Regions from separate parts of the Homo sapiens genome. Here all the other regions are linked to region 1. Evidence: chromatin contacts called from ENCODE Hi-C data. All regions are on one chromosome and are shown on one strand. Each heading gives the region's core, a stretch centred on a gene start or an enhancer-like site at or near the end of the contact. The rest is flanking DNA. Distances are from core to core; before and after follow the strand shown.

Region 1 (3,147 bases), core at 279-2,778:
AAATATTCTATTGGAACACAGCTACTTCTTTTATTTATTGTCTATGACTGCTTTTGCGCTACAATGGCAGAGCTGAGTAGTTGTGAAAAAGGTCATACAGCTTGCAAATCCTAAAATATTTACTATCTGGCCCTTAATAGAAAAAAGTGTGCTGACTCCTGATCCAATCCATGCTTAGTTTAAAAGATCACATCTATCTGAATTACGTCCAACTGTACATCTTTAAGTTTCTGCTTTTTCCCATTCTCGTGTCTGCTACTAGAAATCAGGTTCCCTTTAGTTCTATCCTTGCAGCAGGATTCCTGCCCTGCTATCTCTCTCCTCTTTTCAGTTCATCACTGTGTACTAAAAAAAATCTGCACTCTTCAGCACAGCATCCCTAGTTCCCCATTATCTTACCACACCTCACCTTGTCAGCTGTATCTCTTACATCATACTTTCATCTAACCTTATCAATCACTTAACCCACCCTTGCCTTCTCTGCTGTAGGCCAATGCTCACAGTTACTCTCTCTGTGTGGAATGTCTATTGCTGGTATTTCTCTCTTATCCATCCTTTACGTTGGTTATCTCAAATGCCTCCTTGCCCTAAAAGCTTTCCCCAGTTCCTCGTCTGGGAATAATTATTGCCATCCGTGCGAGATTCTCTAACGCTTTGTACGACTGCTTTATTTCAAATTCTGCTTTATAGTTCTTTTGTGTACACACACAGATTGTTTCTCACGTTCTATTGAAAGCTGCTTAGGGGAGGAATTGTATTCTATTTTGTTAATCTCTGCATCCTTTCGGCGCCTAGTAAGAGTCTTGTACGAAACAGAAATGTCTCTCCTTCGTAAAATTCCTCATCGGGAGCTGGGACTGTGAATTTTTGTAACGTTTAAGAACTATCTGTTATTTAAGAACAAACACTCTGCTTAACTTGTTTAGGGTTCACTAGAGCGAGTAAGACCTTTTTAGGGCACGCCGTCTCGCTGGTTGTCACACACGCATGGATCGCTGCCGGGACCCTTAGGTTTGTCTGCAAACACGTGGGTGATAAGCGCTACCCTCCAGGCCCCTCCTCTGTCCACGGTGATTGGCGGACCAAACGTTCCAATCATCCCTCCCCGCCTCTTTCGGCAGTAGCCAATCAGAGACCCCGAGCGCCTCCTGACTACTAGACACTGTTTACTAACAGATCGAAGCTGGGGAATAAGGGGTGTGACCGTTCTGGGGAGGTCAGGGAAGGGAAGGTCTTGACTGCGAGTGCGCACCAGAGGAAATGGGCGGGGCAGAGCTTTGGGTCTCACCAATCGGAGTGGCGGCGCTCCTCCCTCTCCTGCCTCCCCGCCAAGCAACAACAATTCGAGGAGCGAGGCGGGGAGGCTCGTGAAACGTCACAGCGTACTGCCCAATGGGAACCGGCGTTGGCAGACGCGCGCGCCCTGTGTCCAATCAGCGAAGGCGGCTCGAATGGCTCCCTTACCTTGCTGGCTGTGGGCGGAGCGGCCTGAGGAGGCGGCGGTGGAGCAGGGGGCGGTTTGGTTGCGCGGTACTAGCGGTGCCCGCCGAAGGGGGAGGAGGCGAGGAGCGAGCCGTGCGGCCAGAGCGGGAAAGAGACTCGTCTTTGCGTCCGAGTTCTGGAGCCGCCGCACCCCGACTCCTGGGGCCGCGGCAGCGGCTGCGAGGGGACGGGCGTCCGCTGTCTCCTGGGTTCCCCTCGTAGCGACCCGCGGGATCGGAAAAAAAGGAGAAGATGGAGGAGGAGGGTGGCAGCAGCGGCGGCGCCGCGGGGACCAGCGCGGACGGCGGCGACGGAGGAGAGCAGCTCCTCACTGTCAAGCACGAGCTGCGGACTGGTGAGCGACCCCGCCCTCTGCCGGCCGGGCCCGGCGCGGGGGCGCGCCTGAGGGCACGCGGGTGCCCGCGCGGGGCTGGGGGCGCGGGGCCGCAGCCGTGGGCGCGGAGGGGCGGGCCTGGGGCGGGGCGTCGCGGTCGGGGCGCGTGCCCCGGGGGTCCCGGGAGGTGGGGGCGCGCCTTGGGGGAGGCGGCCGAAAGTTTTCCCCAGCCCGGGAATGAGCGGCGGGCACCAGGCATCGGGGCCAGCGCAGCCGCCGACCGCTGCCCGTGGCACGCACCTCCGAGGATGTCGCTGCTCCCCCTTCCCGCACAGGTGACACACGTGTGTCTGCGTCCTGTCAGGGCGAAAGGTGCGCCTGCCTCCGCGTGGGGCGAGCGGCGCTTTGTTTTGGAGAGTGTCTCCCTCCTCCGCCCCTCTGGTCCCCGCGATGGGGGGTCCCGGTGGGGCTCTGTGGAGCCATCCCCTAAGGTGCTGGGGTCCTGTAGGAGATAAACGGGAGGTTTCGCCTCGGGCTTTTACCGAGTCCAGTCTAGAGACAGGAACAGGAATCGCCGGCTCCAGGGATTGAGTGCCTTTATTCTCACTTATCATGAAATACTATACTTGGCCTTGAATTTCCTTCAGAGGTCCCTGGAGATGATGGCTTTAGAAATTTAAAGCTCCAGGTAAAAGGAACTAACGAGCAGGCTTCAGCGCTTACGTTCTAATGTTTGAGATCACTAGCGTTGTCCTAAGCTTTATAACTAATTAAATGTATTCGTGGTGTAGGTTCAGGTTGTTCATTTTGGAAAATGCTTATTCAGACCAATCAGTACAATTTGGATTTATATTCTTGGAGCCCAGTCTCGTATTGTAGATATATTAATACTTTTTTCTCTGAACAGATAGTACATTTTAATGAGTCGTTCGTTATTACTAGATATGTTTGTGAGCGTTGAAGGTTTTTGACAGAGCTGCTTTGGCATATTGGGATTTTTTTTTTTTTTTTTCAGACAGAGTTTCGCTCTTGTTGCTCAGGCTGGAGTGCAGTGGCATGATCTCGGCTCACCGCAGCCTCCGCCTCCCGGGTTCAAGCGATTCTCCTGCCTCAGCCTCCGGAGTAGCTAGGATTACAGGCATGCGCCACCATGCCCGGCTAATTTTGTATTTTTTGTGGGGGCGGGGTGGGGGGGGCGGTCCTCTCCACGTTGGTCAGGCTGGTCGCGAACTCCCGACCTCAAGTGATCCGCCCGCCTCGGCCTCCCAAAGTGCTGGGATTACAGGCGTGAGCCACCGTGCCCGGCCGGGTTATTATTTAATTGTGAAGGC
Region 2 (3,147 bases), core at 486-2,985, 2.5 Mb after region 1:
ATTTTGTAAACCCTGGACTTCACATCTTCATCAATGACATTTTAAGTGTAATTGGCTCAAAAAGAAAAAAACTACAAGGGGGGAGTGATTTGAATATGATTTCATTATGGTGTTACTATGCTGACAAGTTTTATCAACCATTAGTTTTACACAATCCAAACACCACCACCACAGTGAAAAATAACAAATACCATCTTAGTATTAATATGAAAACAGTTTTGACTTCAGAGGCCCTTGGAGTCTCCCACACTTTGAGAACCACTGTCATTAGTGGTAGCTATTATTTTTATAGGAGGCACCAGCTTTGGGGGCAAACCATAAAACCTTGCTCAAGTAGGCAAAGCCTCAGTTTCCTTGTTTACACAGTCAAAGATACTGCCACTTACCTTCCAGGATTCTCGTAGGGATTATCCTGAGTTAATACATATACAATAGTTAAGCACAGTACCTGACCCAGAGTAAACACTCAAATTATAAAAGAATAAAGAGACGGAAAAAGCCTTACTGTTTCAGAGAGAGAGGGAAAACATAAAGAGATCGGAAAATAAAACTCACTGAACCATTACAGAAGCAAATGCCAGAAAGCATCAAACATTCACATCCAACATCAGAGTTCTAAAAACAAATGTCAAGAGGAAAGTAACAAGAATAGGAAACTTTAAACAGGCATGGTGGCTCACACCAGTAATCCCCGCACTCCCAGCACCTAGGGAGGCTAAGGTCAGATAATTGCTTGAGCCCAGGAGTTAAGACCAGCCTGGGCAACGTAGCGAGACCCGTCCCTAGAATTTAAAATGAGAGAGAGAGAGAATAGGAAAAACATAAAATAAAATTCGGTCAAACAGAGCCTTAACGGAGGAAACTAAATTTCAAAACACCATAACAGAAGGAGGTTTGGGAGAAAAAAAACAAGGTTGCAAAAAGATGATAAAGAAGTAACCAGGGAGTATAAGATTTGAAGAAGGTAGAAGGGAGTCTCTCCCAATGTCCAAAGTACGGTGAGAAATACGCATTCACTAAAATTCTATTAGCTGCAAACTCTAAATTCTGTAAGACTAACAACCAAAAAAACACTTACCAACATAAGCTCCTAATTCTTGTAATTTCCCCTTAATGGCACTCTGAGAGAAAAAGAGCAAACGTGCATGTGAGAAAGGCGGCTCTAGGAAAACAAGACCGGACTCTGCAGCGGCTGAGGCCACTTTGCTGGTGCGCGCACCTCGGATCCCCCGGGCGGGGGCTGGGAGGAGCCTCGCCTGCACCGCCCCCCACCCCGCACCCCACTCCAGCTCCAGCCCCAGCCCCGCGGCGCCCACCTCCCGCAGCGGATCCAAAGCGGCGCCGTGCGCCGCGGTGGTGGCTCCAGCCGGGCCTGCGCCTGTCCTTCCATTTCCCGGCGGCTACTTCAGCCGCAGCCACGCTCCGAGGCCGCAAATGTCCCCAGGGCCGAGGCGGCCTGGACGAGGAGGAGCCGCAGCCCGCCAGGAGCGTCCAGCGGAGGCCAGGCCGCGGCGTCCACCCGGGCCCACAGTCCCCGTTACTCCTGACAACCGCCCGCTCGCCGAGACCTGGCTTCCCACCCCCGACCGGCACGGGCCTCACCCGGATCTTGCGGCTGATCTCGGTGCCGATCTCCATGGCTCTGCGGCGTGCGGGAACTCAGCACTGCGCGGCGCTTGGCTTACCCGGAGGCTGCCGCGGACTCCTACCCCGCAGCCGGGACACCACCGCCTCCTCCTCCGTTCCGCCCCCGGCCGCGCACACGGCGTATCCCCGCCCCGGCCGGCACTGCGCGCCGGAGTGAACGCGCATGCGCCCGTGTCCGCGCCTGCGCACGCCTTCTACCCGCGAAACCTGTGCTCAGGCAAGGAGGGCGGCGGCGTGCGCGTGCGGGTGGTCTTGCAGCTCCGCCTCCCGGGCACCTCGGGGACCTTTCGTTAGTCTCTCTGCTGGCCCTCCGCTTATTCATTTTATTCTCTCTTGGATGGTAAGAATGAATTAAATGTGTAGCAGAAAGATCTTGGGCTGTGATATGAGACGCGAGTTCAAATCCAGCCCTCACTTACTGTCAGTATGGTATCGGTCCAGGTATTTCAACTTTTCTTACCTGTAAAATGGAGTCTGCCCATTAGAGGTTGCACTGCAATTACCCTTGAAGGGAAAATGGACTATCCAGAGCAACAGAGCCAATCCGTCAACTCTTTGACTCTGCAGTACACTGGCCCTCCTGGGTTTGGTTCTGCCTTCCTTCTTCCAGGGCCACCCGTGGCCTCTCCCCGAGACGAATCCCATCCTCCTGCTTCTCTGAACACCCTCCGTGGGACAACACTTTTGTTCTTAGGACTTAAGTTGTCAACTCTGTGCTGATAATGACCGAATTTTCCATCAGCCTTGAATTCTCACACAAACCCCACTCCCAAATTCTAAGTAACTACTCTTATTTTCTCCCAACTCAGCGCTTAGACAGAAGTCGCCTTCATCTCCCCTTCCTCCACTCAATAGGTTACTACTGTTGATTCCCCTATTTGTATCAATAGCCGAATTCTCCCTATCCCTGATCACAAAACCTGGGAAACAGAGGAAGCACAGAGAGGTCTCCTTTCTCCCTCATATCCACTAATTCCTGAGAGTGGTCTCTGTTATCCATTGCTGCATAACAGATGACCACAAATTTAGCAGCTTAAAACACAAACGTTTATCATCTCATGGTTTCCGTGGGTCAACCTCACTGGGTCCTCTGCTCAGGGTCTCACAAGGCTACAATCGTGTCAGGCAGGCTGTATTCTCATCTGGAGGCTTGACTGAGGAGGAATCTATGTTCAGGCTCATTCAGGTTGTTAGCAAGAATTCATTTCTGGCTGAGTGCGGTGGCTCATGCCTGTAATCCCAGCAGTTTGGGAGGCTTAGGCTGGCGGATCACTTGAGACCAGGAGTTCGTGACCAGCCTGGGCAACATGGCAAAAACATGTCTCTTCAAAAGTACAAAAAATTAGCTGGGCGTGGTGGCATGCACTTCTAGTCTCAGCTAGTTGGGAAGCCGAGAGGGGAGGATTGCTTGAGCCTGGGAGGCAGAGGTTGCAGTGAGCCAAGATCATGCCACTACAGCCTTGATGAGAGAGTGAGACCCTGTCTCAGGAAAAAAAAAAA
Region 3 (3,147 bases), core at 341-2,840, 2.3 Mb before region 1:
GTAAAATGATGGAAAATAACAGTAAATGGCTTGAATTTAGATAAGGTTCACTTACGCCTTTGGGGAAGTATAAAAGTGTGGAACAAGAGGTGGACACTCAGAGGTAATCATTGGCTCCAATTAGATGGACCTATTTCTTTTATATTTTCTCACTTTTCCATGCATTTCTTGTCTATCGCCCTGAGGCTGTATGTTCAACTGAAGTGACCCTTACCAGCTAGAGGGGAATTTCAGGCAAGGGACTGCTACAATCTCTGCTACAATCTCCAAACCTTCAAGGATTGGGTAAGAGGGTGAAAAGGGTGAGATGGGTAAAGAAAATGAAGTAATACAAATTGGAAAGAGCTATCCTTTTCAAGGAAGTAAGGTGATGAAGAATGAGGGTGAGGAAAATACAAATCTGAAGGAAGTCCAGAGGAAAACAACAATGATATTGTCTCCAACTGAATATGAAAAGCATAAAATAATGGAGGGTCAAGAGATGGTTAAAAACACATCACAAAATTCCAAATTGCTCTTATCCTTTGAAGCTTAGAGGTGGTTTCAGAACAACAACAACAAAAAACTGTGTGACACAAAACTTGTTAAACAATGGGTAGAGATTGAAAATGCAAATACAATACTTTCAAATAAATTCCCAGAGTTGCTAATGTCTATCAGAGGAAAAGGAGGTGTAACGGTGCCTCCTCACTGGGTTCAGAATGCCTGGGTTCTGATCTTGGCTTGCCTACTTGTTAGTATTTCTGAGCCTGTCTCCTTGGTTGTAAAACAGCAATAAAAACACCTATCCTGACTACCACAAAGGGTGGCTTTGGCGTTCAAATGAAACCATGGATCTCTCTGGAAAACGACAGTGCCCCATAAATACAGTATTTTTGTTATTGCATCGCTGAAATTATTGCAAACCCCCAAACAAGGGGCATCTAGGGAAGAGCGACTTGGCTCTCCCACGTGGCGACTGTGTGTTTTCATCAATTTTGTCCTTTGTTTACAGGGGTATCTTGTTAAGGAAAACTTTTCAGTGTCTTAAAGATTATTTTTTAACCTACTACACAAGTAGCAAGGTGGTGCCTGTAAAAGTACCATGCAGACAAGTGCTTACGATAGACAAGTGCTCACTGCCAAGAAGCAGCCACCGGAATGCCAGGACTGTCAGCAATGACTTTCCGCGGAAGAGTTGTTCTCGAGAAAGATGCACTCATTGCATGCGACCACCCGAGGGACGCCGGCCGCCGAACGGAAACATGAATTCGTGGAAATGGCCATCTGGTGACGTAGTAGTGACACAGTTCTTATATTCTGATACATTTAATAATGTGTCACAATTCGCTGGACTAAGCAGGATGCTGCCACAAGAGGCAAACTCCCAGCGACCCGACGCCCGGCTCCCAGCCGACGAGCAAAAATAATGCGCGCGCACTCCGCTCCCATGGATCCAGCGAACGCACCGCCCCCCCACGCGGCCCGACTCGCGCGGCGACGTCGGGCCACGTGACCCTGAGCGGGACGACGGCAGGGGAGGGCGGGGGCTCCGGCCGGCTCCGCAGCGCCGCGCAGGCGCCCCAGGGCCACGCCGAACCGAGCCCCTCCTGCTCCGTCTAGGAGTCAAAATGGCGGCGAGGGGAACCTGGAGCAGTCCCGGAGCCTGAGCCACTGACAGGAGAGGAGAGGGCGGCGGCGGCGGCGGTGGGAGGAGGATGGCCGGGGGTGCTGGCGCCGGTGCGGACGGCGGTGCTGGTGGCGGCGGCGGCGGAGGCGACGGCAGCGGTCCCAGCGGCAGCAGCAGCGGCGGGAGGAGCCTCCGGGGTGAGTGTCCCTTGGTGTCTCTGAGGCTGTGGAGCCGAGGCTGTGTCCGGTGTGGCGCGGGGCGTCCGGGAGAGGAAGGGGCTGTTCTTAGGCGTGGGGGCGCCGGGGCTGGGGCCAAGCCGCCGCGGGAGGCGCTGGGGCGCCGGGCGGGGAGGGGCCAGTCGTCCGTCTGGGGCTGAGGCGCGGCGGCGCCGGACTGGCCGGTCTCTGTGCGCTCCGAGGGGCGGGCTGGAGCGCGCCGCCGTCCCTGGGGCAGGGGCGCGAGGTGTGGCGCTCGGGGCGGGGAGAGCGGCCCGAGGGAGTCGCGACGGCAGCCCGGCCGGCTTTGGGCTCCGGGCGCCGAGGGGCGGGACCCGTCGCTCCCAGGACGCTGAGAAACCGCTCCCGAGACGGGGGCGCGTGTTTACCCGGGTGCGGGGTTGCGACCGCCAGGGGTGGGCGTGAGAGTGGCCGGCGGGGTCTGGGAAGGGAGCAGGCCTGAGGACTGCTACTCCCAGGGGAAGTTAGATTGTCCGGGTAAGTTACTATTGCGGGATAAACCTGGAATTGAGCTTTGACAGGTTGGGAGGGAGACAATACCGAGTGTTTGATAAAGAAGAGGAGGCTGTGCTTGTTGGACTACTTGAATGGCAAAAAGTGTGCATATTTCAGTACCTTATTTGCACAGTGTTTGCTAGCTTTACCCCGAGGGTGAGAACTTTCTCACCGTTTTTCAAGAAACTCTGAGGAGTGTTGTTTCTCCTGTGAACTACAATTGCACGTCTTCACATACCAGCACAGATAATAAGTACTCTGGAGTAGGCCTAATTTACAGAAGCAGTCTTGGTTATCTACACCAGAGCACTGTTAACTCTGCGAAAACATCTTACTGTAATGAGAAAGTAGACATTTTTACAGAATTACTTAGCTTTTTCAACTAACAACCTTTTTGGGGGGGGGGAGACGGAGTCTCGCTCTGTCACCCAGGCTGGAGAACAGTGGTGCGATCTCGACTCACTGCAACCTCCGCCTCTCAGGTTCAAGCGATTCTCCTGTCTCAGCCTCCCAAGTAGCTGGGATTACAGGCGCCCGCTGCCACGCCCGGCTAGTTTTTGTATTTTTAATAGAGACGTGGTTTCACCATGTTGGCCAGACTGGTCTCGAGCTCCTGACCTCTGGTGATCCGCCCGCCTCGTCCTTCCGAACTACTGGGATTGCAGGCGTGAGCCACCGCGCCCGGTCTGGTCAACTAACAATCTTTTGTCCCTAATAGCATCTGTTTCCTTTAGATTGCTGAAATGAATTGCTTTCTTCCTGAAATGTGGAAGAAAGACTTGAAATTGCTTTGCAAGAATCATACGT

Evidence for each region. Hi-C counts contacts between places; a loop is a spot of excess contacts on that map. Pooled maps may share reads with other maps.
Region 2: a loop to region 1 is called in a map of ascending aorta, with 6 times the contacts of the local background. The contact joins the promoter of ZC3H14 here to the promoter of RPS6KA5 in region 1. A Hi-C loop is called at or near these places in 1 of 168 maps with a recorded cell type or tissue (ascending aorta), 1 of 37 single-sample maps with no recorded cell type and 6 of 50 pooled maps.
Region 3: a map of ascending aorta shows a loop between it and region 1 (21-fold over the local background). The contact joins the promoter of BTBD7 here to the promoter of RPS6KA5 in region 1. A Hi-C loop is called at or near these places in 1 of 168 maps with a recorded cell type or tissue (ascending aorta), 1 of 37 single-sample maps with no recorded cell type and 11 of 50 pooled maps.

Annotation. Positions count from the first base shown.
Region 1 is chr14:91,059,022-91,062,168 of GRCh38, reverse strand. It overlaps RPS6KA5 (ribosomal protein S6 kinase A5), which reads left to right and starts at 1,528. Exons shown (of 17, transcript NM_004755.4): 1 at 1,528-1,837. The coding sequence starts at 1,735. It also overlaps a transcript of DGLUCY not described here. RefSeq lists silencers at 1,026-1,155, 1,376-1,435, 1,806-1,935, 2,006-2,075 and an enhancer at 1,218-1,798.
Region 2 is chr14:88,561,625-88,564,771 of GRCh38, reverse strand. ZC3H14 (zinc finger CCCH-type containing 14) reads right to left here and starts at 1,735. Exons shown (of 17, transcript NM_024824.5): 1 at 1,603-1,735; 2 at 1,079-1,121. The coding sequence starts at 1,638. RefSeq lists a silencer at 1,237-1,946.
Region 3 is chr14:93,331,479-93,334,625 of GRCh38, reverse strand. It overlaps BTBD7 (BTB domain containing 7), which reads left to right and starts at 1,590. Exons shown (of 11, transcript NM_001002860.4): 1 at 1,590-1,806. It also overlaps a transcript of UNC79 not described here.